3 separate regions of the Mus musculus genome follow, and regions 2 and 3 are each linked to region 1. The links are chromatin loops, found by intact Hi-C in ENCODE. Cell type or tissue: heart. All regions are shown on one strand. Each heading gives the region's core, and the rest is flanking DNA. Links, peaks and the distances in the headings are about the cores only. Region 1 holds the start of Tm4sf4 (transmembrane 4 superfamily member 4). Region 2 has its middle 18 kb from the start of Gm51274. Region 3 has its middle 35 kb from the start of Tm4sf1.

What was found. A loop is a pair of places that touch in the nucleus more often than their neighbours do. Peaks named below come from ENCODE experiments on the same cell type or tissue, not always from the same donor. Only the 100,000 strongest peaks of a DNase experiment are listed, where the experiment ranks them.
Region 2: a loop joins it to region 1, with 3 times the contacts of the local background. A loop is called at or near these places in 4 of 42 quality-filtered maps.
Region 3: it touches region 1 in a loop (5-fold over the local background); 16 of 42 quality-filtered maps call a loop at or near these places.

Annotation. Positions count from the first base shown.
Region 1 is chr3:57,424,171-57,434,300 of GRCm38, reverse strand. Tm4sf4 (transmembrane 4 superfamily member 4) reads right to left here and starts at 8,891. Exons shown (of 5, transcript NM_145539.2): 1 at 8,513-8,891; 2 at 7,744-7,833; 3 at 452-588. The coding sequence starts at 8,686. In heart, for the core only: a CTCF peak has its summit at 4,588; DNase peaks (open chromatin) are centred at 2,370 and 5,380; H3K27ac peaks cover 2,321 bases.
Region 2 is chr3:57,330,340-57,340,469 of GRCm38, reverse strand. It overlaps a transcript of Tm4sf1 not described here. Among named protein-coding and RNA genes, the nearest start is that of Gm51274, 18 kb to the right of the region's middle. In heart, for the core only: no CTCF peak of the experiment used is centred there; a DNase peak (open chromatin) is centred at 5,239.
Region 3 is chr3:57,261,880-57,272,009 of GRCm38, reverse strand. It overlaps the pseudogene Gm18660. Among named protein-coding and RNA genes, the nearest start is that of Tm4sf1, 35 kb to the left of the region's middle. In heart, for the core only: a CTCF peak has its summit at 4,277 (motif pointing left); no DNase peak of the experiment used is centred there.

The DNA.
Region 1 (10,130 bases), core at 780-8,779:
TAGCTACAAGCCACAAACAGCTAGTGAGAACCTGAAATATGGCTAGAATTGTGGAGTTCAATTCACTAGTGCAGAATTAATCTATTCTGCTGGGACTATCACTATGGTGACTATGTAGTAGGCAGATTTTGCTTATGCTATTGGAGACCAAGCATCTAAAGCAGCTAGATGTTCTGACTTCTAGTCCTAGCTACACTCCTTGAGGACAAAAATATTTAATACAACTTGCTAATGTTTGGATGGGACAGGTGACACAACAATTTTTCTCCAGATAACTGAGGCATCCTCTTCTAGTTACATCTGTTGTGTTTGTCAAAAGGACAATCAGAAGTGAAAACTATGCAACTTCTCTGAACTGCACAGCAAGCTTTGCCTTGAGGGGGTGACATGCTGAGAGTACATGGTGGAGAGGCTGTCACCCCATTATGATCATTGTCCAGTGGAGCCTTACCCATCGTGGAAGGGGTATCCCCATGTACCATTGGCCATGAAGCATTTAGGACCCTTGTTGATAGAAACAGCTGAGACGATAAATGAGTAGCCAGCACCTAAGAATCCAATCACAGCAAACAACGTGGAGGTGAACATCTGAAAGAAGAGAGACAACAAGGCTCTTAGGCAGAGATTAATTATGTCCAGTTACGCCATTCAGTATACCTGCCCGGCCTGACGCTGAACATGATGGCCTTAGGGTAGGAGTCATTTGTTATTACAAAGGAGACGTCTAGCTCTGTAAGGGTGAAGCTTTGTGTCCTGTGCTCCGCCTTTTCACTTCCCTCTCATTTTTTGCTCATTCATTGATTGAGGAATGCCACACTCTCTGGTACACAATGGTATGCCTGTAATCATGCTTTTGGAGAAAGAGGCAAGAGAATCAGAAATTCAAGGTCATTCTGGGCTATCTATTAAATTTAAACCAGTCTAGGACACATGAGACCCTGTTTAGAAAATAGCAGGATGAATGTTATTTTGAGAGCATGCTCATTTGTAATTTTCTTTCTTTTTTTAAATTTTTTTTTAAGATTTACTTTATTTGTTATATGTAAGTACACTGTAGCTGTCTTCAGACACCAGAAGAGGGAATCAGGTCTTGTTACAGATGGTTGTGAGCCACCATGTGGTTGCTGGGATTTGAACTCAGGACCTCTGGTAGAGCAGTCAGTGCTCTTAACCGCTGAGCCATCTAGGGGAATGCCAAAGAGTGAGTATAGATGTAATCATCTGCATTTAGGCAAGTGAGAAGTCAGGTTAACAAAAACCACCAGCAAGGCAATAGTGTAACTGTTGGAACTTCTTCTAGACCACCTCTGTCTACAATGTTAATTTCATATATAATGTAAACGGCCTAGCTAAAAGAAAGATATAGAAGAAATTAACAATGTATTTTGTTTAATTTTACATATTTAGCATGTTATCACTTCAGCATGATATCAGTATAAAATATATGCCTTTTTCATATAAGTTCTTTGGAATATGGTCATATTTTGTGTAGATTAGGCACTTCCCATGTGAATATGGTCATATTTTGTGTACATTAGGCAATTCCCACATTTTCTGTAGTCACACTTGGCTATCATATTGAATAATCTTTATCTAGGTCATTTGAAATTTTTGGTAGTAAAAGGTTTTAAAATTCATGGATCTGGTGTTCATTGAATTTGTGGCAATGCTTTCTCTCAAGAAAGAAGGGAATGTGATAGATAGAGGAATGCAGTCATTCTTAAGTGAATAAGTTCTGCTTTATATCACTATATGATGTATCTGGAAAAATGGGGCACTGGGTTACAGGTTCAGAAAGCTACAGGTGGTATATTATATTTTTGATTTCCAGTTTGAAATAACCCATGTAAAATAAATAAAACAAACACTTTAATTTTCATAATCCTACAGAATAGGTGAATCACATAAAGAAAGGTGCACTTTACAATATGTTGCTATAATTTATATCACACAAATATGTCTTTAAAAGTTGGTAAGTATACTGTCACTATATAACTATTAATAAATATATGATATTTTTAATTCTTTTATTGTTTTGATATAAGGTCTTACTATATAGACTAGGCTGGCCTAGAACTCACAGAGACACACCTACAGCTGCCTCCCTCAAGTGCTAGATTAAAGGTCTGTGCCACCATGCCTAGCCAGATATGATCTGACCTAAACCAGTATGGGTTGAGTCCTATTTATCATAAATTTTCATGCTAAAACTTCTTTTATTCAAATGGAATTTACTGAGATGAAATTAGTTATGTTAGGGTAGCCACTCCCAAACTGATAATATTTAAAGTGGATAGTCTTGGGACTTGGGACAGCTTCCAAATGTCACCACCTCTTGAGAGCAGCACTGCCTGCCAGATTTTGGAGTCCAGCATGGAAACACTCCCTGGCATTTGTACTGCAGGATTCTCTATCTCCCTGAAAGCGATAAATAGAACAGAGGAACACTAATGCTCACATGACCACAGATGGGTATGAGCCACAGGGGCAGGATCTGGATCTAAATCCTGGCTCCTCCCACCTGACCTCGAGAAGTTAAACATTCTTTCTCGTTTCCTCTTCTGTATAATGAGGTTCAATTATAATTAATAATTATAATCAATAATAATTAATGAGTAAGAGAGCCTATTCAGTAGTGACAAGTGACCCCTCTACAAGAGCCAGATATCCCTCAGGGTTAAAGCAGTGTGAGCTACTAAATAATGCCCAGCATACCATTTACTGACAAGCACCAGGGATCTTTTGTGCTTATTATAGGAAAACTTCTGTGACACTATAACACACTCAATATATTAGGATTAGTACATACTTTATTATTATTGTTCTATAATATTTTAACTGTTGTACCCTTACCTTCCTTTCTACAAGTGCAAAATGCAAAAATCTAGGGAGAAAAGCAAAAGTAAACAGATTTCTTCTGAGATGCTCGGTCCAGAAACCCATTCTACAGCCAAATGCTCTACTGCTGATCTACTTCCTCCCAATCACATTTTATCCACACCCCTAAACATGCATGTCCACATTGTGTGCTGTCGAAGCTTTCCTTGAAACAGATGATAAGAAACTTCTGAAAGTCAATACCTTTTAAGTCACCCTGCCAACTTTATGACTCCCCCTACCCCAAATCATGGTCCAGTGATAATTGTGCCCAGATCTGTCATTACTCAGACTGTATCTTTGGCAATCTTTTCTATGCTGCAGCGTATGGGACAGAACACATGGGAAGGACAATGGAGCTGGAAGGGGAGGAAAGTGTGTGACCTAGGGATATAGTATTTACACTGTGGGGCAATGGCTATGTGTTAGGGATATACCTCTGGTGGCCACAGCCCTTCCTACTTGACAATCATTCTAAGAGACCTATAGAGGCTACCTGAAGTTAGTTCTCTCCTTCTCCCTCCTTCCTTCCCAATCCTAGTCTCCGGAACACTGGGATTATAGTGTAGAGCAAGCTCAACTGGTTTTCTCTGAAAATAGTAGTATATTGTATTTTTTGCTTTGCCTTTGCTTGAGAAAGCTATGGGACTACAATCAGAAACGTAGTGTACAGACTGGCATTCCTCACTTGTAAAATGAGTTACTTGTGTAACTTAAGGGACTTTTGTGAGGATTGAGCCTGAGAAAGTCTAGAAATTCCCCAACACCTCCCTTTGAACTCCTTGCGCAGTCAGCTGACAAGCATTTATCTCGGGTTTGTATATCCTTGATACCAGCACACTTGCCTGAGACTTCTCTTCCTTCTCCTTACAATACTGTTGTGACCCCTTCTCTGATTCTGGTAAGGTCTTTCCACAGTTAGCACTTGTCATTGCCAGAACCCATATTACAGCAGGGGAATTGACTTTTCTATTTTGTTTTGCCTTTGTTTCAAATATTTGGCATGCTGGGGATTAAACCTAATGGCCTATACATGGCATGCAAGCATTTCACTGCTGGGCGTCCTTCCTATCTAAAGAAGATGCTTTTTAAAGACTGAGAACAATAAAGAAATGTAGATTCATACTAAACTCTTACTTAATGATAATGCATCCTTTAAAAGCATTGCCTTTTAAAAAGATTTACTCTAATATTTTTACTTATTCACTTTACATCTCATTCACTTCCCCCCTCCTGGTCACTCCCTCCCACAATCCTTCCCCCACCCCCATTCACTTGTCCTCTGAATGGGTAGGACCCCTTGGGTATCCCCCTACTCTCAACAAATCAAGTGTCTGCTAGGCTACGCTCTTCCTCTCCCACTGAGGCCAGATAAGTCCTCCCAGATAGAAGAACGTATACACATACAGGCAACAGCTTTTGGGATAGCCCTTGTTCCAGTTGTTCTGGGACCCACATGAAGACCAAGCTGCACATCAGCTATCTGTGTGGGGAGGCCTAGGTTCAGCTTGTGTATGTTCTTTGGTTGGTGCTCAGATTCTGAGAGCCCCAAGAGTCCAGGTTAGTTGACTCTGTTGGTCTTCCTGTGGAGTTCCTTTCCCCTTCGGGGCCTGCAGTCCTTCCTCCCTTCTATTCTTCCATAATGCCTTTCTTAAATGTTCTTCAATCTGGCTGCCCCTGTAAGGGATAAAGAGCTAGATATTCTGGATCTGCCTGTAGGGAGCAGTGGTTAGCTGAGTACAAGAAGTGTTCACTCACTTAACTGCACAGAGTTGCCTTATGATGGCGACACCAAGATCTTTCTTCAAAATGTCAACCACGTTGCCCTGCCTGGGGTGGGGATGTATGGATTTATTACTTGATGTCTGCCTTGCCCCCGCTGTCTCCTTATCAATCTACTTTCCATCCCATTATTAAAGACACTTAACTTTGAGTCAAGTACAAGGTTTCTAAACAACCCTTTCCTAAAATGAACGAGTTGATAAAATTAATTAGTTGTCTCATTGGGCCCTGGGTGATGAGCACTTCTCAAAGATTAAAGAGAGTACAGGGGGCAGTGACCAAACAGACAAGGCATGGGAAAAAGAGTTAATGACCTAAAAACAAACGCAGGTCAGGGCTTCAAAGGCCACCCTGAAAGGTACTCGTTCTTCCTCTTTTCCTGGCTCATTTCAGCCTAATTAATCTGAGAGTTCAGACCTTTGGGCTGAGTGAGACTAAGCCTCTCTCTGTATCCCTCCCTCTCACAGGAGCCTGTGGGGGGGTTAGATATGAGAGAGAGAGAGAGAGACAGAGACAGAGACAGAGACAGAGAGATAAAGAGACAGAGACCATCAGATTCATTTTCTCAGGCTTCACAATGAAACTGTGAAGTGGATGGTTTTAAGGATGTTTACAGTTCACAGGTTCACGTTATCTCCACAAGGCTCCTGCCTTCCAATTCCTGCTTTTCTATTATTGAAGGACAGGAATGGTGGTGCAAGCTCAGTTAACATTTGGGGAATGTGCTAGAAAAACATAACAATGCCAGTGGGGGTGGGGGAGACGGCCACTCTGGCTTCTGCTGTGTTTGCTCACAGATCTTTCTACTGGCAGAGTTTCTCAGAGCTGCACAGATAACTGGGGCAGTGTCTACTTGTAAGGAAATGCCTTGAGCATTTACAAAACTCAGATAGGTACCAGTGTAGTGCTTTAATGATGCAGCTGTGTGTGTGTGTGTGTGTGTGTGTTTGACAAAAATGTCTATTAATGATCTCACTTGGTGTTCCAGAGCCTCTAAACAACTATAAAGTCCAAGCCTTTAACTATAAACATGGTCTTGGAGGGAAATAAGAACACTACCAGGTTCCACAAAGCATCCAGTATGGAACCCTAGAGCTTAGCCATGACAGCACAGGCCATACCAACATAGCATAGGCCATGGTTGTGCCGGGAGGCTAGTGATGCCAAGTTAACTTCTTATTTGATAAGAAGTAAGAAGTATATCCTGGAGGCCTCAGGAACCCTGGTAGATGATATATATTGACCAGACCAAATATTTTAGAACATGTTTGCTCAACTGTGCTGGGGACAAATGAATTTCTTGCTGTACTCTGCATTTAAATCTAATGAAATTAAAGTTTTGTATAATACTTTGGACATGGTTTCACTTCTGCCTGTGGTTATAGCAAAATCTAGGAACACAGAAGCAAGCCTGCCCTGCTACTGGCCTGTTGTGTACCAGCTGACCATTGGCCATTATCTCACTCTCCTCAAGGTCAGAAGTGCAAAGACAGATTTTAAAGACAGGTATGGTTTTTATTTATTTTCATCCATATTCCTTAATTGGTATTGTTTTCCAAATTGTTACCTCCCATTTATTTGACAAATTATAAATGCTCTAATGGGAAAAAAGATGTATACAGCACTTCCTTTTCCTTAGAGTCAATATGAAAATATGATCAAATGTGTAGAACATGTGGCACATAACTATATCAAATGCACCATTGCTACTTCTTACACTCTTTGCAAATGATGATTTTTGAATGCTGAAATGACCATTTTCAGTACTTATGATGGTTTTCTAGAAGGTGAATATTCTATGTACGATGTGATGTCACATGAGAAACTACAGTGTCCATAAAATACACCACGCACAGCGGCCTTTCATGTGTACATACCTCTTTCTGGACTAAATCAACAAATGATGGTGAGAAAGAAATGTCAAGGGGGCTCTGCTTCAGGATGGGTAGATAGACTTTCAAGAATTCAACGTGGGCTTGGGAGTCTCCACGATGGGAGCACGAATCCTGGGAAGCTGGAACAGCTGCATCCCTTGCTCTTCATGAAACCCAGGCTCTACCTCCATTGTATTTTTGCCTTATCATATGCCCAAATGCTTGATAGTTTTTAATCCAACTCTTTCATTAATTTGTATTGCAACTTTGAAAGAAAAACTGACATCATTGCAAACATGAACAGAGTGTCATTAAATGTTGGTCATCAAATGCCCTTTGTGTTCCGAGAGCTTTAGGTTGCTTTCCCTTTGTTACAAAGGAAGTTTGAAGGTTTAGAAACAGCAAAGACTTATCCCCATCAAAATAAGGATTTCTTTCCTTCATAAAATGAAAACAACTGGAGGATAAGTAAAAGAAAACATTCTTTGTTGTTTCGATACGTGTATCTTTATACCAGGGTTTGGTCCATATCTAGGGAATTCTGATCCAGTCCAACTTGCTTATCTTACACTTGGTGTCTTGCCCAGCTGCAGAAATGGGACCTGACCCACATTCCAGCATTCCTCCTGCCCCTCTGGGAACATTAATACCTCCCTAGTCTCTGCTTCACCAACTAAAAGATGGATGGCCGCATGAAAAAGGAGAGGAGATTGAAATCCCAAGGTTGATTCTGAATGGCAGTGGGAAATACAGAGCCTCCATAAAGAGTGACCTTTGCTGTGCTAAAGAAGGGGGCTTAGTTAGCTTTTAGGGAGGGGGAAGATACCATCTTTTATTGTGCCCCAGTATCCTTCAATGGTGATGCAATTGAGGGCTGGAAGAAGGACATGGCTTGTTCAAGTTCTCATGTCTTCTTAGTGGCAAAGGGAAACCTGTGGCTCCATCTTTGCCTTCCTTCTGGGGCCTCACTCTGGTTTTAAAACTCTGGCATCTCAGTGTACTGGTAAAAAATGGATCTACACCTTTATGAAGGCTGTAGAATATATTTATTCTTATTATTCCGTATCAGTGAGAATTAGAGCTTAATCCTGTACCAGATGGCCCAGGAGTCTTGGCTGGGGCTGATTACTTGTTTGGCACACCCATGCTGCCCAGAACAAGCGGGCAGTGAACCCCAGAGATTCTGTCAGCTGATCCCAGAACGACTCACCGCAAATCGCTTCCCACAGCCCTCATTGCCACAGCATCCGCAGCAGTCGTTGTTCTGCAGGCCCAAGAACACAAGCGCAGGGAAGATCATCTGCCGGCAAGAAAAGTGCTTAGACGGTCTGGGGTGAAGGGAAACCCACACTTTTTCTTGCCAGTGAAGACCTCAGGTCTCAGGGGCTTAAGTGGGGCAGGCAAGACCTAACAGCCGATGGCTCATGGCAGCTTTTAGTACAGGGATTCCATTTGGTCAACTTCTGTGAGGAGATTTTAAGAGTAGATAGGCTGAGTTTTTCGTTTACAGGGTGGGTTTAGGGCAAGGATATATTTATACTCAGTGTATAAAAAGCAAGGCCTCCACTACTACAAGCTGGAGGTCCCACGCGTATTTGGAAACAAGGAGATGAAGAAGCCGTGAATTCCTGAATGAAAGCTTACTTACAGCTTCTGTGTCCCTTCATTCTAAGTCAATCCATTTGTATAAAGCACTGTGTTCTGTTTTTAGTTCTTATTGCCACAATTGACTAGAGTAAAATAATCAAGTGGCTATTAGCTTGGTTCTCTGGGCTCAGATGTCTTAGGGTGACTCCAGCCCAAACTTGGGGATGAACCACTTAGTAAACCAAGCTGTCCCCAGCCGCGAATAGAAAGGGGAAGTATATTAGGGCACTACTTTTCATCGCATATAGGTTGTAAGCTTCAAAATGGCATCTCCTGCAATAAGGACAGACGAGGATTTGCCTTCGTGGGAATGTTAAGGTTTCTCTACTCACCAAGACTCCACTTCCCAATATTCCTCCGAAGTACCAGACCTCATCCGAAAGGTGGCTTTTGTCGTTCACCACTTTTCCTCCAGGAAAGAACAACAGGATATTTGCCAGGAGGCCAAACACAGCCAGGGGAATGAGGGTGCCCCCCAGGCACCTGGCACAGCCCCCAGTACACATGCTGGGGGGTCACAGGAAAGCACAGAGATCAAAGGCTCGTCGCCACCAGCTTGACGGTTCTCCTCAGGGATTGCAGCAGCACGTTCCAGTGGCTGTACCGGGGTCAATAAGAAAAGTGGGACCAAATATCAGAGTTCTTTGAACCTTGGAGACACTTCACTTCTCAACTACGGCAGGCCTTCAGTGGCAATGGATATTTATATCCCTGACTCTATGTCTCTCTCTCTCTCTTTTTTTTCCAACCCCATAAATGAGATTACGTTTTGTGCGATCGTTCAATTGTTTTGCCATGGAGACCAATAACCTCTGTTAATAATCCACCAGCACAGACAAGACATTCAAGTTGTTGCAATTGAAGAGAAGGCTGGGACAAGCAGTGCTCAGCACTGCCCCTTTAATTTCATAATGTCTCTGCCCAAATAAAGAAGTATTCCCTGGGCATTATATACATCACTCTCATAACCCACTAATATCCTGATTAATGTTATGACTCCCAAACACTAAGTGATCTGCTTGGCTCTTCCTTGGTCTTGTTCACGGAAAGCCTGAAACACAGGCTTATCCAGATGGCCTTGCTTTCCTTAATAGAGAAGCAATTCCACGGACTTATTGGATACTGCTGAATTCAGGCCTGGCGTTTTTAAAGGATAAAATCAGAACAGCTATTTGTTTTACTGCCCGACTGCTGTATTTCTTTATTTGTTTACTCAATTAGGTAATTAAATACCATGTTCTTCCCAACACGTCATAGAATCGGCAAAACCAACTTTTCTAATTGGATTGTTTTGTTACTTCATACAGAAATAGAAACCTGTGTCTAAAGGGCAAGGCAAGAGAGCCCTGGGAGAAGCTAGATGCTAATGGAGGTAGAGAGGAGGAGACTGGAGGCAGCTAGAAATCGGAAGGGAGGAAGGAAAACAAACCCATGCAGAGGCTTTGCCGCCTTACAGGAGCACGGTTCAGTTACTAGTTTGCTTTGTGTCATTTAAGTTGTCTCAGACACACTTACACCAGCTCCACACGATGCATTGACCTATCCTGGTACTGTGTGATGAGTCAGCCAGAGGACTATGGGGTGAGGAAGAGAATTAGCTCTTTACTGACAGTCTAGAGGTCAAAACTAAGGACAATAAGTAAAATATTTAGGGGTTGGAATTGTTGCAAAAACAAAAATAAAAGCAAAGCAAAACAAAACAAAACAACAACAATAAAACCAAGCAACTGACACCTAACTGTCATGGAGCACTTGCTCCTTGGCAGGGATGGCCAGGGAAACAGTGGACTATGCTTTGCCAAGTCTCCAGGACCACTGTCCAGGGGAGCCGGCTGTGAGAAGGATTATAGAGAGGCAGACACTGAGGTTCATTCTGAAGAGTCTACAAAATGTGCCTTGGTTGTTCTGTATACACACTTAGAGAACTCAGGGCCAGTGTGAGATAAACAA
Region 2 (10,130 bases), core at 1,300-9,299, 94 kb after region 1:
CCATGACGGCTGCTATTCTTGGTGAAATAATCACAGTACTGGTATCTCCAAAATGCTGGGATCTTCAGCTGTAACTGGACTGCATTGCTACCTGTAGCCATTCCTGGGCTCTCTTCATAGTGCCAACCCTCAGCTTCTTTACAGGACTCCTTCAATTCTGGAGCTTCCACAGATTACTGAGGTCGCATCTTCACCAATGGTGTCTTTTCACCTTTCATAGTGCCAAGGCTTAGACCCCGTCATGGCTTCAAAACTTGTATAACCTGGGAGATGCTTACACTACCAAGTATGATGATCAACATGACGTATAAACTTGGCCACCTCTGGAACACAGCTTCTGTGTGCAGACAATGAGGAAATGTTTTCCAGAAGTGTTTGCCTCAGTGATGCTTGTCTCTTCTTAATCACCACTTATTTCTTACCTCCAGATGACCAACATCGATTTTCCCAGCAAAGCCGAGATTTCACTTTAGTAGGTCTGATACCTTGTGAGACCCATCTGATTCCTCAGCCTTAGAATCACCGATTCTTATCTTAAAATAGGCAACATTCTTTTTTGTTTGTTTGTTTTCTGAGACAGGGTTTCTCTGCGTAGCCCTGGCTGTCCTGGAACTCACTCTGTAGACCAGGCTGGCCTCGAACTCAGAAATCCGCCTGCCTCTGCCTCCCAAGTGCTGGGATTAAAGGCATGCACCACCACGCCCGGCTAATAGGCAACATTCTTAATAGAGTCTTTGAGTGATTTCCATACTTCCTTTGGACACTTTACAAGCCAGGCCTCCATCATCTCCATTGCCTTCAGCATTCTTATCTTCCAAGTTCCTCCAGAACAGCTTACTGAACTCTGATTGTTCAATGGCTTTTCTAGCCTAAAGCTCCAAAGTCTTTCCATAATCCTCCCCAAACCAGTATGTCATGTCTATCACAGCAATACTCGACTCCTGGTACTAACTTCTGTCTTAGGTAATGTTCAGGAGGATTTATTTGTCTTATACTTCTATATCATATTCCATCACTGAAGGGAGTCAGGACAGGAATTCAAACACGCATAAACTTGGAGACAGGAGCTAATGCAGAGGCCTTGCAGAGGTGCTGCTTGCTGGCTTGATACTCTGGCTGCCTCAGTCTGCTTTCTTATAGCACCTAGACCACCAGCTCATGAGTGACCCTATCCATAGTAGACTTGGCCTTTCCACATCAATTATAATTAAGCAAATACCCCATAGGTTTAAATATAGCTTGATCTTTGGATGCATTTTCTCAAATGAGTTTCCTAACTCTCTGTTGATCCTAGCTTGTGTCATATTGACATAAAGCCAGCCAGTTCCCAACACTCCCCCCCTCATTTTTTCTTCCTTCCATATTTCCTCACTTTCTCCCTTCCCTGGTCATTTTAAAGGATTAGTGACTATACGTAGAGTAAATTCACTGTGAATTCTAGGGAGGTGATTCATTTTCACCTTTTCTACGTCCCAACTAGAAATGAAAGGCTTGGCCTTCTTGAGTCTGGCTTCAATAGTGTACTGGCTGGTTTTGTGTGTCAACTTGACACAAGCTAGAGTTATCACAGAGAAAGGAGCTTCAGTTGGGGAAGTGCCTCCATGAGATGCAGCTGTGGGGCATTTTCTCAATTAGTGATCAAGGGGGAAGGGCCCCTTGTGGGTGGGACCATCCTTGGGCTGGGAGTCTTGGGTTCTATAAGAGAGCAGGCTGAGCAAGCCAGGGGAAGCAAGCCAGTAAAGAACATCCCTCCATGGCCTCTGCATCAGCTCCTGCTTTCTGACCTGCTTGAGTTCCAGTCCTGACTTTCTTTGGTGATAATAGCAGTGTGGAAATGTAAGCTGAATAAACCCTTTCCTCCCCAACTGCTTCTTGGTCATGATGTTTGTGCAGGAATAGAAACCCTGACTAAGACAAATAGTAACAGTAGAAATGAAGGCAGTATAATCAAGGAGAGAGTTACCAGATACAAAGTCCAGGTAGCCCCTGGGCTCAGGTCAAAAGAAAACTCCTTTTGTCGATTTTATAAAATTCTTTTTTTTTCCCTTTCTTTTTGGTTATTTTATTTATTTACATCTCAAGTGTTATCCTCCTTCCCATTTAAACCCACTATCCTCTCCCCTGTCCTCCCTGCTTCTACGAAGGTGCTTCCCCCCATCTACCCACTCCTGCCTCATTACCCTACGCTGGGTTATTGAGCCTCCACAGGACCAAGAGGTTCTACCCTTCCATTGATGCCAGATAAGGTAATCCTCTGCTACATATGCAGCTGGAGCCATTGGTCCTTCTATGTGTACTCTTTGGTTGGTGGTTTAGTCCCTGGCAGCTTTGGGGAGTCTTTGGTTGGTTGATATTGTTCTTCCTATGGCGTTGCTAACCCCTTCAGCTCCTTCAGTTCTTCTTCTAACTCCTCTATTGGGGTCACTGTGCTTAGTCCTATGGTTGGCTGTATGCATCCACATCTGCCCTGGTCAGGCTCTGGCACAGCCACTCAGGGGGATTGCTATACCAGGCAAGCACTTCTTGGCATGAGCAATGGTGTCTGGATTTGGTGTATGCAGAAGGGATGGATCCTTTGATGGGGCAGTCTCTGGATGGCCTTCTCTTCAGTCTCTGCTCCAATCTTTGTCACTGCATTTCTTTTTAACAAGAGCAATTCTGGATCAATATTTTTGAGATGGGTGGGTGGCCTCATTCCTCAACCAAGGATGGTGCCTATCCACTGGATGTGGTCTCTACAGGTTCTTTCTGCCCTTTGTTGGGTATTTTGGTTAATGTCATTCCTGTTGGGTCCTGGGAACCTCTTGGGTCCCTGGCATCTGGAACTTTCTAGTGGCTACCCCCAGTTCCCCATTCCCTGGCCGCTACACACCTCCATTTAATTTCCTGACCCTCTTTACTCCTCCCCCCCGTCTCCTCCCACAACTGATCCTGCCCTCTTTTCTCTCCCCTTCCTCTCTCCCTCCCAGGTCCCTCTCCCTCCCTCATTCAGAGGGTCATGACCCTTCTGAATGTTGAATGACCTTTTCCTAGAAGTTGCCCAAGATCACCAGAAAACACAGATATTTTCATTATGATTCATAACAATAGCAAAATTAGAGTCATGAAGTAGCAACAAAAGTAATTTTACGGTTGGGGTTATGGCAACATGAATAATTGTATTAAAGGATCATAGAACTAGGAAGGTTGAGAACTACTGCTCTAACGTTTTCCTTAATTATGAATTTAGATCTCCCTGTATCATTTTCATGTTGTAAATGAGTCTTTCAGCAAGAAAAATTCAAGATACTTTCCTATTAAATGAGAAGTGTTTTGAACCTTGAAAATATCCTTCATGCTCATTATAGTTTACAACTAGATCTTACTATTTAGCCTGATAATTAATTCACATTACTTAATTTGAGGCTTTAAGTATTATTTGATAACTATATTTGCACATTATTATTGTTCTTTTGAAATTATAATATGTGTTATCTTATGTTACACATTTAAACATACTGCCATGCAAAGACATATAACTATCACTTAGCTATCGTGGGTGTTACTAAAGTGGGATCTAGCTCAAAGGGAGGTCCCAAGGCATGACACTATTACTGAGGCTATGGAAAACTTACAAAAGGGACCTATCATGACTGTCCTTCAAAAGACCCAACAAGCAGCTGAAAAAGTCAAATGCATATATTTACACCCAACCAATGGACAAAAGCAGTTGACCCCTGTTGCTGAATAAGAGAAGGCTGAAAGAAGCTGAGGAGAAGGGTGATCCTGTAGGAGGACCAGCAGCCTCAATTAATCTGGATCCCTGAGCTCTCCCAAACACTGGACCACCAAACAGACAGCACACACCAGCTGATATGAGGCCCCCAATACACATACAGTAGAGGATTTTCCAGGTCTGTGTTCATTCAGAGATGATGCACCTAACCCTGAAGAGACTGGAGGCCCCAGGGAATTTAGAGGTCAGGTGGGGAGGGGGCATCCACGTGGAGACAGCGAAGTAGGCAGGAGGTGTGGGATGTGGAGCAGTCAGAGGGTGGATGGGGGTGGGGGATAAAATATGGAGTGTAAAAAAAATAAAAAGAAAAAAAAACCAAGGAAGAAAAAAACAAAGGAAAGAAAAGGAAATGAACCGCGTTATCCATGAGCACATGATAAAAGAAAAAAAAAAAACCTTTGAAATATGCTCTAAAGAGATATTCATAGAAAATATGCTCTGGGAACAAACCTTACCAAAAATTTCTTTTAAGGACTTGAGACAGTCTTACTATGTAACGCAGGCTGAAATAAACAGTCACAGGAATGATGTCCTTTTTTAATTCCTGAAAAAATGAATAATTATTAAAAGCACACTGAGAACATGACATGATTCCGGTAGTGATTTCTAAAAGGAGAGGCTTTGGAGTAGAGGAGGAAGGATATATCTGCATGCAGCGATCAACCAAGGATCAGATTTCACCATGAAGACATTCTGCATCAGGTCTGTAAATGACAACTGTTTTCATGTGAAATGTCCTGGCTTTCTCTGGCCTCTATGCAACCTCCCTTGACTCTGCTCTTAGACCCAGCTCAGGTTTAATTTCCCCTCTTTACTGCCACTGCCCTCTTTTGGCTCTTACACTGGACACCTATTTCTTTCCAGCTACAATTCAATGTGTTATTCTGGGCTGGAAACACCTTGAGATTAGAATTGCAATCTTGTGTTACAAGCGAAAAAAACAATTCCTCAAGATTAGTTCTGCTGAGTTAATATAGTGGAAATGAGTGAAGCTAACAATTAAAAGGCAGACAATAAGTCTCAGGCCACATGATAACTGAGGGGGAGCGTAAGGAAGGGTGGGGAGGCTAGCTGGCACCAGCCAGTCTGATGTCCAATGCTGATAGGAGATTGTGTGTGTGTGTGTGTGTATTCATGAAAGTAGTGGTAGTGCAAGGGTAGTGAGCATATAACTGTGTATAAATATTTTTAATATAGCATTGTTCTCCGACCTTTACAAGCATATACTTGTGTGTACTCTTGCAACACATGCATACACACATGTATACACACATCCATACACACATGCATACACACATGCATACACACATGCACACAAATGCTAACTCCTTGTTCAGTTTCTCAGATATAGCTAAAGCCTTTATTCTGCTCTCTCTCTCTCTCTCAATCCTAGACTTATGAATTTACAGACAGCCCTGAACTTCCTGGCCACCAAAGCAAAGGTCCCTAGGGCATAGAGTCTCTCAGTCTTGGCATTTGTCCCTATTTTCCACATCCTGTTCAAGATCCAAAATAAAACAAAACCCACATTGTCACATAAAAACAAGCTGGAGATTGATTTCATTTGAGAACTCAAAATGTTCCCTGAGTCTACTATAAAAATAACACTACATTTCAATTTTAAATGATCTGTTCATGTGTGTTCTTACAAGACCCTACAGTTTCATACCATACAAAAAACTTGAGTCTGCTTCTAACAAAATATCAAACCATTTTCCAGGTGCTAAACTGTATGGAAGTAGAGCCTACACTTGTTATAAAGCTGCTAACGATTATAAATTTGCTTTGTAGCTTGAATGTTTGTGACATTATCATAATTTTATATTTCAGACCACAGAGGGAGGTCATCATTATCATGGTCATTTTTTTTTTAAAGAAACAGTATGATACCTCCAAAAGGAGTATCCACAAGTGCTGAACTTGTGACTCTAACATGATTCTCTCCAGTGCCCAAAAGTGTTCATGGCAAGATATCCCAAGAGTACAATAGTGGCACTTATGTATTGGGGTGACCAACAGCCTAGTTAAAATTAAGGCCCATTTAATAGGAGAAATTAATGTCTCAGACTGTAAAACTAGCCAACTTCCCCTTGGCTGATGAGGTTATAGACCTTAGAGGATGCTCTACTTCTGTTACTTTCCCAAGTCAGTGAAAATTTGTAACTGTATTCTAAATATGCATCTTTATACCTACAGGTAAATGTAGTTCTCACTCCTCATCAAATAAATTTCTCTTTGTACCAGCTGGAGAATTATTACAGAATTCCATAGCTGATCAAAATGTAGAAAACAACTGACCATGGGATGCCCAGCTGTGATAGTTTGTATATTCTTGGACCAGGGAGTGGCACCATTTGGAGGTGTGGCCTTATTGGAATAGGTGTGACTTGGTTGGTGTAGGTGTGTCACTGTGGGTGTGGGCTTAAGACCCTCATCCTAGTTGCCTAAAAGTCAGTCTTCCACTAGTAGCCTTTGGATGAAGACGTAGAGCGCTCAGCTCTGCCTGTGTCATGCCTGCCTGGATACTCCCACTTTGATGATAATGGGCTGAACATCTGAACCTGTATGCCAGCCCCAATTAAATGTTGATTTTTTATAAGACCTGCCTTGGTCATGGTGTCTGTTCACAGCAGTAAAACCCTAACTAAGACACCATCCCAACTGACACATCTACAACACAACCTCTGTCCCTAACAGTTAGGGAACACCATAGGAGAGGAGGAAGAAACCTTTTAAGAGACAAAGGACCAAGGTATCTGGTGTGAGATAATGGCTCCCCAAAATGTTGCCTAAATAAGACCTGCACAATGAGAATAGTAGTTGACATTCCAAGATGAATGGGGAAAACATAACAAGGCTCCCACTCCTAGATGCAAAGCTACAAGCAATTCTTGAGAAAGAAAGAATGAACTTTCTCCAGGGCCAAACACTCTGATAGGCTATACAGTTTCAAATATATATATATATATAATATATATATATATATACAAAACCAAATGTTCTCAGCAGTGTGTGCTTCCTTATATATTCCATTCAAGCATTAAATAAATTAAACATACCACTTTAAAAATTCTTACTAGGTTGTATTCAAGCATTGAATATAAATGGAAGAAGACAACATAAATTTGAGAGAGCATTAGGAGCATGGAAGGAGTTGGTAAGGGAGAGGGGGAGGTAGAAATGATATCAATACAGCAAACACATATAAAACTTTCAATAAATAAATAAAATTATAAAAATAAAGAATAGTACCACCAGACAGTACCAAATTTGTTTGTGAGAACCTATGTAATTTAAAAAATAGATACGACCAGAGTATGCTTTGAATAGGCTAATATTTACTTCTGAAATGGAAAATTCTGTCAATATGAAGAAAAGCTAGAGCCAAGGAAGTTGTTGGAAGAATTTTCACTAGGGGTTAAGAGTTGAAAGCTATCATTGTAGAGTCTTAGCGGCTTTGGGCTGAAAGAGAAGGTGGATACTTAGCATAAGATGTATTGCCTAGGAGGGTGTTTTTTTTAAATTATTATTATTATTTATTAGAACTACAAAAATCCTGCAATTTTAAAATGAAGGCTATACATGGGTGTAAAAATATATAAACATATAAGCCTACATGAATGAGTCTATAAATGAATGTAGCCATATTTCCTGATAAGTATGTATGAAACATGCTAACCTAATCAACTATACATGACAAAAATGCAGAAAAATATTTACTTGCCATTACTTTTTTTCAGTTAACCTAGGGAAGGCACATTAATCGCAAAACAAATAATGGATCCAAACGAATTGTTCTGAGCTTTAAATGCCATCTGTGCCTTTTTTTTAATTTATTTTTTTATTAGGTATTTTCCTCGTTTACATTTTCAATGCTATCCCAAAAGTCCCCCATACCCACCCCCCCAATCCCCTACCCACCCACTCCCCCTTTTTGGCCCTGGGGTTCCCCTGTACTGGGGCATATAAAGTTTGCAAGTCCAATGGGCCTCTCTTTGCAGTGATGGCCGACTAGGCCATCTTTTGATACATATGCAGCTAGAGACAAGAGCTCCGGGGTACTGGTTAGTTCATAATGTTGTTCCACCTATAGGGTTGCAGTTCCTAGGAGGGTGTTTTAAGGTGATACGTTTGACTCATTGAATTTTTTGAACAGAATATACAACATTAGAAATAAAAAGGACCTACAACTAAATGGCAAGATCTCATAATGGGTCTCATAATGACCATGCGTACAAATGGACATAAATGATATTTCACATAGCTATAGCAATTGTGATGTGACATAAAGTGAAAGATATATGACTTTTACTGTTAAAGACAGGCATGTGCTAATCCATTGTGATTCTTTCCTACTTCATAAAGACAAAAGTCATTTAGTGTTGCAAAATTCTGTATCACACCAGAAAACCTACACACTCACAGAAACTGAACAACTCTCTATTCAATGATCTCTAGGTCAGGGAGGAAATAGCAAAAGGAGTTAAACACTTTCTACAATTTAGTGAAAATGATGCACAACATACCCAAATTTATGGGACACAATGAAAGCAGTGCTAAGAGGAAAGTTTATAGCATTAAGTCCCTCTGTAAAGAAATTAGAAAGTCTTCATAATTTAAATGTATAACTGAAAACTCTAGGAAAAAAAAAGGAAGCAAACACACTTAAAAGGAGGAGAAGGCAGGAAATAATCAAAATAGAAGCTGCAATCAATCAGTTAGAAACAAAGAAAACAATACAGAGGATCACTGAAACTAAAAGTTGGTTCTTTGAAAATCAACAATATAGACAAACCCTTAGTAAAACTAATCAAAAGACAGAGAGACAGTATTCAATTAAAAAAAACCAGAAGTGAAAGGGGAGACATCACAACTAACACTGAGGAAATTTAAAAAGTCATTAGGTTGTACTTTAAAAGCCTGCACTCCACAAAATTGGAAAATCTTAACAAAATGGATGGTTTTCTAGACAGATCCACTTACCAAAGTTAAATCAAGATCAGGTAAATTATTTACACAGCCCTTTAACTCCCAAAGAAATAGGAGCAGTCATTAAAAGTCTCTCAACTAAAAAGAAAGTCCAGGGCAAGATAGTTTCAGTGCACAATTCTACCAGTCCTTCAAAGAAGAGCTAATACCAATATTCCTCAAATTATTTCACAAAATAGAAACTGAAGGAATACTGCCAAACTCATTCTATGAAGACACAATTACCCCAATACTTAAACCACACAAAGACTAAACAAAGAGAGTTCCAAACCAATTTCTTTTATGAACACTGCTGCAAAAATACACAAACCAAATTCAGGAACATACCAAAAACATCATTGATCATGATCAAATAGGTTTCATCCCAGGGATGCAGGGATGGTTCAATATAAGAAAATCCATCAACATAATAAACCATAAAAGCAAATTGAAAGAAAGAAATCACATGATCATTAGATTCGGAAAAAGCCATTGAAAAATCCAACACTCCTTCATGCTAAAAGTCTTAGAGTGATCAAGGATACAAGGCACATACCTAAGCATAATAAAAAAGAATATACAGCAATATTCTTTAGTGGAGAGAAACTTAAAGCAAGTCCATTAAAATCAGAGAAAATATAAGGGTTCTCAGGCTCTCCATATATTTAACATAGTACTTGAAGTTCTAGCGAGAGCAATAAAACACTAAAGGAGATCATCAAGGGGATACAAATTGGAAAGTAAGAAGTCAAAGTATCAGTATTTGTAGATTATATGAGACCATGCACAAGCGACCCCCAAAATTCTACTAGAGAATTCTTACAGCTGATAAACACCTTCAGCAAAGTGGCTGGATAAAAAATTAACTCAAAGAAATCAGTAGCCCTCCTTTATACATATGATAAAAAGGCTGAGAAAGAAATTAGGGAAATAACTCCCTTTACAACAGCCATGAATAGCATAAAATATCTTGGTGTAGCTCCAACCAAGCAAGGGAAAGGTCTCTATGACAAGAACATCAAGTTTCTGAAGAAAGAAACTGAGGAAGATCTCAGAAGATGGTAAGATCTCCCATGCTCATGTATTACCATTGTGAAAATGGCCGTCTTACCAAAAACAATGTATAGATTCAATGAAATTCCCATTAAAGTTCCAACACAGTACTTTACATACCTTGACAGAGTGATTCTCAACTTCATATGGAAAAACAAAAAAAAAACCCAGGACAATCCTGAACAATAAAAGAACTTCTGAAGCTATTACCATCCCTGACATCAAACTATACTACAGAGCAATAGTAATAAAAACTGCATGGTATTGATACAAGAACAGACAGGTTGATCAATGGAATAGAATCAAAGATCCAGAAATAAAACCACACACCTAT
Region 3 (10,130 bases), core at 1,063-9,062, 160 kb after region 1:
GTACAGCTATATAGTAAAGATGCTGTATAGTGACATGCACATATAGCTGAGGCCTTGGTCACCCTGGAGATACTGTTATAATATTCTGTGCAAAAGAAGGGGTGAAATTATCTGCAACTAAAAACATTAAGTTTTCACAAATAAGTAATATTGATAAAGAGGTAGAAATTATTACCCTGGACATGAAGGACCCAGTTCAGCTAACTTTTGAACTGATTTTTTTTTTTAAAAAAATCATTCCATTGTATCATATAGTAACACTTAGAATTGGGGTAAACTGTGTGAAGCTGTGTCTCTGTCATTCCTCATCCACCTAATTCATTCTCTGGTTGGCTTTAATAAAGATCTAATGGTTAATCAGCTGGGAAGGAAATGGAAGGTAGGACTTCTTGGGAGGAAGAAAGGAACACTGTGAAGGAGAATAAGAAAGGCCCTTTTGGTAGGAGAGATGAGAGGAGACAGATATGGTTATGGGCCTGGAAGGCATAGGTAGACATGGGATGGGACAAGGTGGTCTGGTTAACTTAGATAAGCTAGTTGAGAATCTGACCAGCTAAGGCCTAAGCTTTGAACTATTAAAAGGTTTCTGTGTGGTTATTTGGGGAGCTTGCTGGTTAAGGAGTAACTGCTGCCATATTAATTTCCACCTAATTAATATATATCATTGAAAAACTTAGTATGTTTGCTGATGTAACTCTTATTGTAAATTATAAAATATGGCGGACACAGGAAATATAAATTGCTGTTTAGCCCCCAAGTTCAATGATGAAGGATCTTAGGCATTGACAGAACCTGAGAAAATGGGGCTTTTAAGGTAGCAGCATGTTCTGAAATCTTTTATATCACCATGAGAATATAGATACTGTTTGTAAGTAACCAATTTAATTTGCGTACCCTGGTGCAAATTACTATTTGAGCATTTAAAAAATATTTCCTGGATATTTGAGTGTGTTTTCTTTTGGAAAGTGCCAGCTGATTTTATCAGTCCACTTGTTATTTTGTTGTTGGGTATGTGATAAGTTAGATTAGCTGAGAAAACCAAACATACATAGGCTAGAAAGCTCCCTTTTAAACTTACTTTTGTTAAATCCCAATGTTTTTTAGATGTTGTGATTTAATGTTTGTCTCAAGCTTTCCATCTTGCTTTCTTATTAGACCTATTGGTTACTCAGGAATGTATCATTTAACTTCCTCATCTCAGTATTTCCAGTGGTCAACAGGGGGCAACATGTGGGTAGAAGCATTTCCAGTGGTTAACAGGGGCAACCTGTGGGTAGAAGCAGTTGTGTGCACAGAGACAGGAGGTACATGCAGACTGAGCTGCTCAGTTTTGCTCTGAACTTGAAGCAGTTGAAAAAACAAGTTTCAACATTTTTTTTTTTTCAAGACAGGGTTTCTCTGTGTAGCCCTGGCTGTCCTGGAACTCACTTTGTAGATCAGGCTGGCCTCGAACTCAGAAATCTGCCTGCCTCTGTCTCTCAAGTGCTGGAATTTCGAGGCCAGCCTCGTCTACAAAGTGAGTTCCAGGACAGCCAGGGCTACAAAGAGAAATCCTGTCTCGAAAAACAACAACAACAACAACAACACAAAAAAGGAAAAAAAAAAAAAGAAAAAGAAAAAGGAAAAAAAAAAGGAAAAGAAAGAACAAGTTTCTACTCTATCCAAGCAATTGCCAAGGCTGAGAATTATTCTCTACTTCTGTACAGTGTCACCCTTACAAACCGTGATTCTTGGACTCAGATGACATCACCAACTAACTTGCAATGGATGGCAGGTCACAGTTATCAATCAAAAACACCAAGCATTTTAAAAGGTATTTGGGTTGATCTGACCAGCTCTTTTCTTTTTCTTTTTTTTTTATTTCATTTTTTTATTAGATTTTTTTTCATTTACACTTCAAATGCTATCCTGAAAGTCCCCTATACCCTCCCCCTGCCCTGCTCCCCAACCCACCCACTCCCATTTCCTGGCACTGGCATTCCCCTGTACTGGAGCATATGATCTTCGCAAGACCAAGGGCCTCTCCTCCCATTGATGGCTGACTAGGCCATCCTCTGCTACATATGCAACTAGAGACACAGTTCTGGGGGGTACTGTTAGTTCATATTGTTGATCCCTCATAGGGTTGCCGACCCCTTTAGCTCCTTGGGTATTTTCTCTAGCTCCTTCTTTAGGGGCCCTGTGTTCCATCCAATAGATGACTGTGAGCATCCACTTCTGTATTTGCCAGTCACTGGCATAGCTTCAAAAGAGATAGCTATATCAGTGACCAGCTCTTTTCAGCTGTGATCCAGTGGCTTCGGCATGCCTCATCCAGTCAAGAGATTGAAAAGCTCCTTGGATGATTCTATTAGACAGAATAATAGCCACCAGAAAGGATGAATTCTTGAAACATGCAGGTCAAGTTCTTCAGTCTTGCACACGTGGCAAATGCCGTGAGTCTTTCCCAGTAGTCGCTTCCAATGTGCCTGGACACAATTTTAGCACCCTTTTCTAGTCATCTTGTTTGTCAGGCACTGGTAATAGACCAGAGTCACCACTGAGTCTACTTTGGTATCATTCTGTCCTAATCAGTCAGTCTTGTTAGATCTGACTCCGACCCCCCAGCACACCTCATTTCTGCCACCACCATCATGACTTGACATTTTTATAGGACAGCCCTTCAAGCCATCTACTTCAGGACAGCTGTAGAGGCTTCTGGTGCTGCCGTGAGTTCATTCATGTTATGCTTACAGTCTTCAGATCTCAAGAACTTTCAAACATTAACTCATTTGTTTGGGAATGTCTGGTCTTATGAGGACTAATGAGCTAGTGCTTACACAAGCTGTAGTGTTCCCAAGATGAACACATCGTGTCAACTATACACTTCACATTTCAGGGCCTCTGAGAACTTGGAGGAGTTGGCTGCTTTTTAAAAAATGGCTTTGCTATGACTCTCCAATAAGGCCCAGGTTCAGGCCCAGCCATGCTGCTGATCTTTAGAAAGGGAGCAAGGAATGGGACAAGAAATGAGGAGGTGATGCACATGGGACTCAGCCGTTGTTCCTGTCTAGTTTTGTTACCTTAAGCAAGTCCCTTGTGTCACTCAGCTTCTCTTTCCTTGTTTGTCCATGGGAATGGTAATGTCTGCCTGAGATAATGTATGTGAGAATCTGGTCAAAAGCAGACAGTGCTGTGTTAAGAAGCTGAGAGGTGCTTCTGGCTGATTTTGAAACCCATGTATGTGTGTGCATGTTTACATGACAACAGGGTGGGGGAGATGGGGAGTGTATACCTGATTAGAAAGCCTGTCTGAGCCAGGAACCTCACACTGTACTGTCCAGACCTCACTGGGCTCTGTATCCTCATGTTCTCTTGACTGAAGTCCAGCCAAGAACCCCACCTACATGCTTTCTTTTTGCCCTCTCTGTTTCCTTCCCCATCAGCCCTCCATGTCCAGGTCCAGAATTTCTGAGTCTGTGCCAGGTCCTGCCCTGCACACTGACCACCCTCCAGGCCCAGGCCCAGCTAGAAGGCAGCATCTATGTCTCTTCATGAGTCTGTCCCTCCTGAGACACTAAAGGACAGTGCCTTAGTCCTGGATTTCCCAGGCTCTAGAACAGAGAAAAAATTATTGTCATTTATAAATTACACAGTGGGTAGTATTTTGTTACGTTGTATAAATGGGCTAAGATTACAAGACTAACTCACCATGGCCCTGGGGTTAGTGTATTTTGAGTGTTCTGGCATGAGCGTAAGCACATTTTAATGGGTAAAAGGAGAGGCCATTATGATTTGCACGTACCTAGGATCTAATGGAATGCTAGAGTATAAGCCCCAAATAAAATTAAAAGGGAAAAGGATATTGAGGCAAAGCAATACAAGGATGTCATAAGTAGCCTTCATGAGAACCCCATATATGATGGAGAAACATGAAAAATATAGAAGAGAGCAGAGCATTCTGTAACCACTATCATTTAAATTCACTGGTCCCTATCGAAGAGGTATATGTGTTCCGTGGTAGAAAGCAAACACCATAGTTAATACCTAGGGGCCTGCATTATCCACACCCCCCACCCCACCCCTTTCCAGTTTCCTCTCTGCCTCTAGACTATTCTTGGCCGTTCTAGCATGGCAGTCTCTCCAGAAATGGGGGTTCAAAACAATATCATTAAGAGCCTTGACTATAGAAGGGAGCTCTGTTTCCCAGTAAGGGTCCCTATAGTGACTCTCTGTGAAGGAAGCATTTTTAGAAAAATAAACAGGCTTTCGACAGTGACACCATGTGGCCGACAGGAGTAATGACAGCAGTGGGCTGCCGGTCCCTTCCCTAGAGCTGAGAATGATAGCTTGAACTTGAGATGGGCACCTGGAGAGGAAGGCACTTGCCTTCCTGATACTGAAGGGAGTAGGTATGACAGACAGTGATGCTTTTCAGTTTTGTATCTGAAGTTCTTGGACCAGTTCCCATTTCTTAGATTCAATCTAAAGTAAACTTTATAAATTGGCTTTCGTTACATTCTTAAAACTTGGTAACCAAATAATACTGATTTTTGTAGATTCGCCCGAGCCTCTGACTTTTGCTTCATGCTAAGAGCATTATCTCAGCTTCATTTTTTCTATCACTGCATGTATGCTAATTAGTTTTGTTTAAAATAAAAGAAATATGGAAGAGTGAGAAGACCAACAACTGAAATATCAAGAAAAATTATGCAGTGATTATAGCATCTCTGATACATTTCAGATAAAACACCAGTGGTTTTTGGTAACCATTTGATTAAAAAATTTTCAGTTATCATCTATCAACTATTTGTCTATCTATCTATCACCTATCTATAATCTATTTATTTATGTGTATAAGTATTTTGCATAAGTGTATGTATGCACATGGATGCTTGGTACCCACAGAGCTCAGAAGAGGTGTCTCATTCTCTGCAACTGGACTTAGGAGAGGTTGTGAGCCACTATGTGAGAGCTGGGAATCAAACTCACATCTTCTGCAAGATCAACAATTTCTTTTTTCTTATTATTGAATATTTTATCTATCTACATTTCAAATGTTATCCCCTTTCCCAATCCCCCCAGAAACCCCTTATCCCATCCCCCTTCCTCCTGCTTTTATGAGGGTGTGCCCCCACCCACCCACCCACTTCTGGCTCCCCACCTTTGCATTTCCTTGCACTAGGGCATCGGGCTTTCACAGAACCAAGGGCCTCTCCTCCCATTGATGCTTGTCAACTTCTCTTAACTGCTGAGCCATCTTCCTAAACCCACCACTTCGTGTTTAAGGGAAAGTTATTCACCTCACTTATCATGAATTTTTAATTGATAAAATATTTAATTTATTCTAGGTCCAGTCTTAATTTCTTGAAGCATTTATTATTACACGAGAATATGGGTGTATAAATTAGTCAACGTGATATTGTTTATGTGGCTTAGCATAAGAGCCCTGCTAGAAACCAGGGCATGTTCAGGGCATGACTGTGTCTACAATGTGTACAGTAGAAAGCATCGTGTCCATGCAGATAGCTACTCACCCAGAAAGAATCTCAGTGCACTTAGAAGAGGGGCTAGGAGGGGGTCTGAGCCAGCATCATCTGCCACTCCTGATCTTGAATGCATAACGGTATAGACAAATGACAACCCTATTAGATCAGTAATTTACACATGTGAATGAGATGTCAGAGACTAGGTCTGTCAGATTTTAAAGTTAAGACAACTTAGTTTGTTTTAATCATTTATTTATTTATTTACACTCCAGATCTAACCCCCCCTCCTCCATTCACCCTCCGACTGTTCCACATTCCTTATCTCCTCCCCACCCCTCTGTCTCCACGAGGATGTCCCATCCCCAACCCCACCCCAACCAGACTTCTAAGCTCCCTAGGTCCTCCAGTCTCTGTAGGGTTAGTTATATCTTCTCTGACTGAACCTAGACTTGGCAGTCCTCTGTTGTATATGTGTTGGGGGCCTCATATCAGCTGGTGCATGCTGCCTGGTTGGTGGTCCAGTGTTTGAGAGATCTTGGAGGTCCAGGTTAATTGAGACTGCTGGTCTTCCTACAGGGTTGTCCCCCTCCTCAGCTTCTTCCAGCCTTTCTCCAATTCAACCACCTGGGTCAGCAGTTTCTGTTGTTGGTTGGATGCAAATATCTGCATCTGACTCTTTCAGATTACAAATATCTGCTTGTTGGGTCTTCTAAAGGGCAGTCCTGATAGGTCCCATTTTGTGAGGACTCCATAGCCTCAGTAATAGTGTCAGGGCTTGGGACCTCTTCTTGAGCTGGATCCTACTTCAGACCTGTCCCTGGACCTTCTTCTCCCCAGGCTCCTCTCCATTTCCATCCCTGCAGTTCTTTCAGACAGGAACAATTATGGGTCAGAGTTTTGACCATGGAATGACAACCCCCTTCCTCACTTGTTGCTCTGTCTTCCTGCTGGAGGTGGGCTGTATAAGATCCCTCTCTCTACTGTCAGGCATTTCATTTAAGGTCCCTCCCTTTGGGTCCTGAGAGTCTCTCACCTTCCAAATCTCTGATGAATTCTGGAGGGTGGCTCCCAGCCTCCTACCTCCCGAGGTTGCCTGTTACATTCTTTCTGCTGGCCCTTAGGGCTTCAGTCCTTTTCCCTTATCTAATAGCAGATTAGGTTCCCCTCTCCCATCCCTCCTCCCCTGCTGTCTACTTTCCCTCCCAGGTCCCTCTCTTCCTCCCTACTCGTGATTGTTTTCTTCTTCCTCCCAAGTGAGACTGAAGTGTCCTTACTTGGGCCCTTCAGCTTGTTGACCTTTTTGAGTTCTGTGGACTTTATCTTGGGTATTCTGTACTTATTTATTTATTTTGGTTAATATCCACTTATTAGTGAGTGCACACCATGTGCTTTGGGGTCTGAGTTAACTCACTCAGGATGATATTTTCTAGTTCCATTCATTTGCCTGCAAAACTCAGGATGTCCTCATTCTTAATAGCTGAGTAGTATCCCATTGTGAAAATGAACCACATTTTCTGTATCCATTCTTCTCTTGTGGGGCATCTGGGTTGTTTCCAGCTTCTGGCTATCACAAACAAGGCTGGTATGAATACAGTGGAACACATGCCTCTGTGGCATGGTGGGGCATCTTTTGGGTATATTCCCAAGAGTGGTATTGCTGGATATCCAAGTAGATCTATTTTCAATTTTCTGAGAAACCTCCAGATTGATTTCCAGAGTGGTTGTAGCAGTTTGCAATCCCACTAGCAATGGAGGAGGATTCCTCTTTCTCCACATCCTCTCCAACGTGTGTTGTCACCTAATGATTTGATCTTAGCCATTTTGACTGGTGTAAGATCAATGAAATCTCAGAGTCACTTTGATTTTCATTTCTCTGATCATAAGGACTTTGAACATTTCTTTGGGTGCTTCTCAGTCATTCAAGATTTCTCTGTTGTGAATTCTTGGTTTAGTTCTATACCCCATTTTTTGATTATTATTATTATTATTATTTTTGGTGGTTAGCTTCTTGAGTTCTTTATATATTTTGGATATTAGCCCTCTATCAGATGTGGGGTTAGTGAAGATTTTTTCCCAATCTGTACGTTGATGATTTGTCTTATTGACTATGTCCTTTGCCTTACAGAAGCTTTCCAGTTTCATGAGGTACCATTTATCAATTCTTGATCTTAGAGCATGAGTCATTGTAGTTCTGTTTAGGAAGTTTCCCCCTGTGCCAATGAGTTCAAGGATCTTTCCCACTTTCTTTTCTATTAGACTCTGTGTATCTGGTTTTATGTTGAGGTGCTTGATCTATTTGGACTTGAGTTTTGTGCAAGGTGACAAATATGGGTCTATTTTCATTTTTCTACATGCAGACAGCCAGTTAGACCAGCACCATTTATGGAAGATGATTTCTTTTTTCCATTGTATGTTTTTGGCTTCTTTGTTGAAGATCAAATGTCTGTAAGTGTGTGGTTTTATTTCTGGATCTTCAATACTATTACATTGATCAAGGTGTCTGTCTCTCTACCAATACCATGCAGTTTTTAATCACTATTGCTCTATAGTAAAGCTTGAGGTCAGGGATGGTGATTCCTCTAATCATTCTTTTATTGTTAAGAATTGTTTTCACTATTCTTGGATTTATGCATTTCCAGATGAATTTGAGAATTGCTTTTTCCATGTCTTTGAAGAATTATGTTGGGATTTTGGTGGGAATTGCATTGAATGTGTAGATTGCCTTTGGTAGATGGCCATTTTTACTGTATTATTTCTACCAATCTATGACCATGGGAGATCTCTCTCTATTTTTTGAGATCTTCTTTGATTTCTTTCTTGAGAGACTTAAAGTTATTGTCATACAGATCTTTCACTTCTTTGGTTAGAGTTATCCCAAGATATTTTATATTATTTGTGGCTATTGTGAAGGGAGTTATTTCCCTAATTTCTTTCTCAGTCTGTTCATCATTTGTATAAACGAAGGCTACTGCTTTATTTGAGTTAATTTTATATCCGGTCACTTTGCTGAAGTTGTTTATCAGCTGGAGAAGTTCTCTGGTAGAATTTTTGGGGTTGTTCATGTATACTATCATATCGTCTTCAAATAGTGATATCTTTATTTCTTCTTTGCCACTTTGTATCTCCTTGATCTTGTTTTGTTTTCTTATTGTTCTAGCTAGCACTTCAAGTATTATATTGAATAGATATGGGGAGAGTGGGCATCCTTGTCTTGTTCCTGATTTTAGTGGGATTGCTTCAATTATGTCTCCATTTAATTTATTATTGGCTGTTGCTTTGTTGAAAATTGCTTTTATTATATTTAGGTATGGGCCTTAAATTCTTGATCTCTCCAATATTTTTAACATGAAGGGATGTTTTATTTTGTCAAATGCTTTTTCTGCATCTAAGAAGATGATCATATGATTTTTCTTTTTTGAGTTTGTTTGTATCGTGGATTACATTAACAGATTTTCATATATTGGACCAAGTTTGCATCCCTGCGATGAAGCCTACTTGATCATGATTGATGATGGATTTGATGTGTTCTTGGATTTGGTTTGCAAGAATTCTATTGAGTATTTTTGCATCAATATTCATAAGCAAGATTGGTTTGAAGTTCTCTTTTTCGATTGGGTCCTTGTGTAGTTTAGGTATGTTGGACCTTCATTTTCATTAAATTCTAAAAAGTCTTTAATTTCTTTCTTTCTTTTTTTCCCTGATCAAGTTATCACTAAGTAGAGAGTTGTTCAGTTTCCACATGTTTGTGGGTTTTTTGTTGTTATTGAAGATCAGCCTTAGGCTACAGTGATCTGATAGAATGGATGGGATTATTTCAATCTTGTATTAGATAAGGGTTATTTTGTGACCAATTATACGGTCAATTCTGGAGAAGGTATCATGAGGTGTGAGAAGAAGGTGTATTCATTTTTTTTTAGGGTGAAATGTTCTGTAGATATCTGTTAAACCCATTGGGTTCATAACCTCTATTAGTTTCACTGTGTCTATATTTAGTTTCTGTTTCAGTGACCTGTCTATTGGTGAAAGTGGGGTGTTGAAATCTCCTACTATTATTGTGTGAGGTTCAATGTGTGTTTGAGCTTTAGTAAAGTTTCTTTTATGAATGTGGGTGCCCTGGCACTTGGGGCATAGATGTTCAGAATTAAGACTTTGTCTTGGTGGAGTTTCCCTTTGATGAATATGAAGTGTCCTTCTTCATCACGTTTGATAACTTTTGGTTGAGTCTATTTTATTGGATATTAGTATGGCAACTCCAGCTTGTTTCCTGGGACCATTTGCTTGGAAGACCTTTTTCCATCCTTTATGCTGAGATAGTGTCTGTCTTTGTCATTGAGGTTTATTTCTTGCATGCAGCAAAATGTTGTATCTTGTTTGTGTATCCAGTCTGTTAGTTTATATCTTTTTATAGGTGAGTTGAATCCATTAATATTGAGAGATATTAAAGAGAAATGACTGTTGGTTCCTGGTATGTTTGATTTTGTAGGTGACTTCATGTGCTTGTGGGTCTCTCCTTTTGACTTTGTTGTGAGATCCTTAAAATCTTGTCATTTCTTTGGTGTAGGTACCTTCTTTGTGTTGGAGTTTTCCTTCTAGGATCCTCTGTAGGGCTGGATTGGTAGATAGATACTGTTTGAATTTGGTTTTGTCCTGGAATACTTTTTC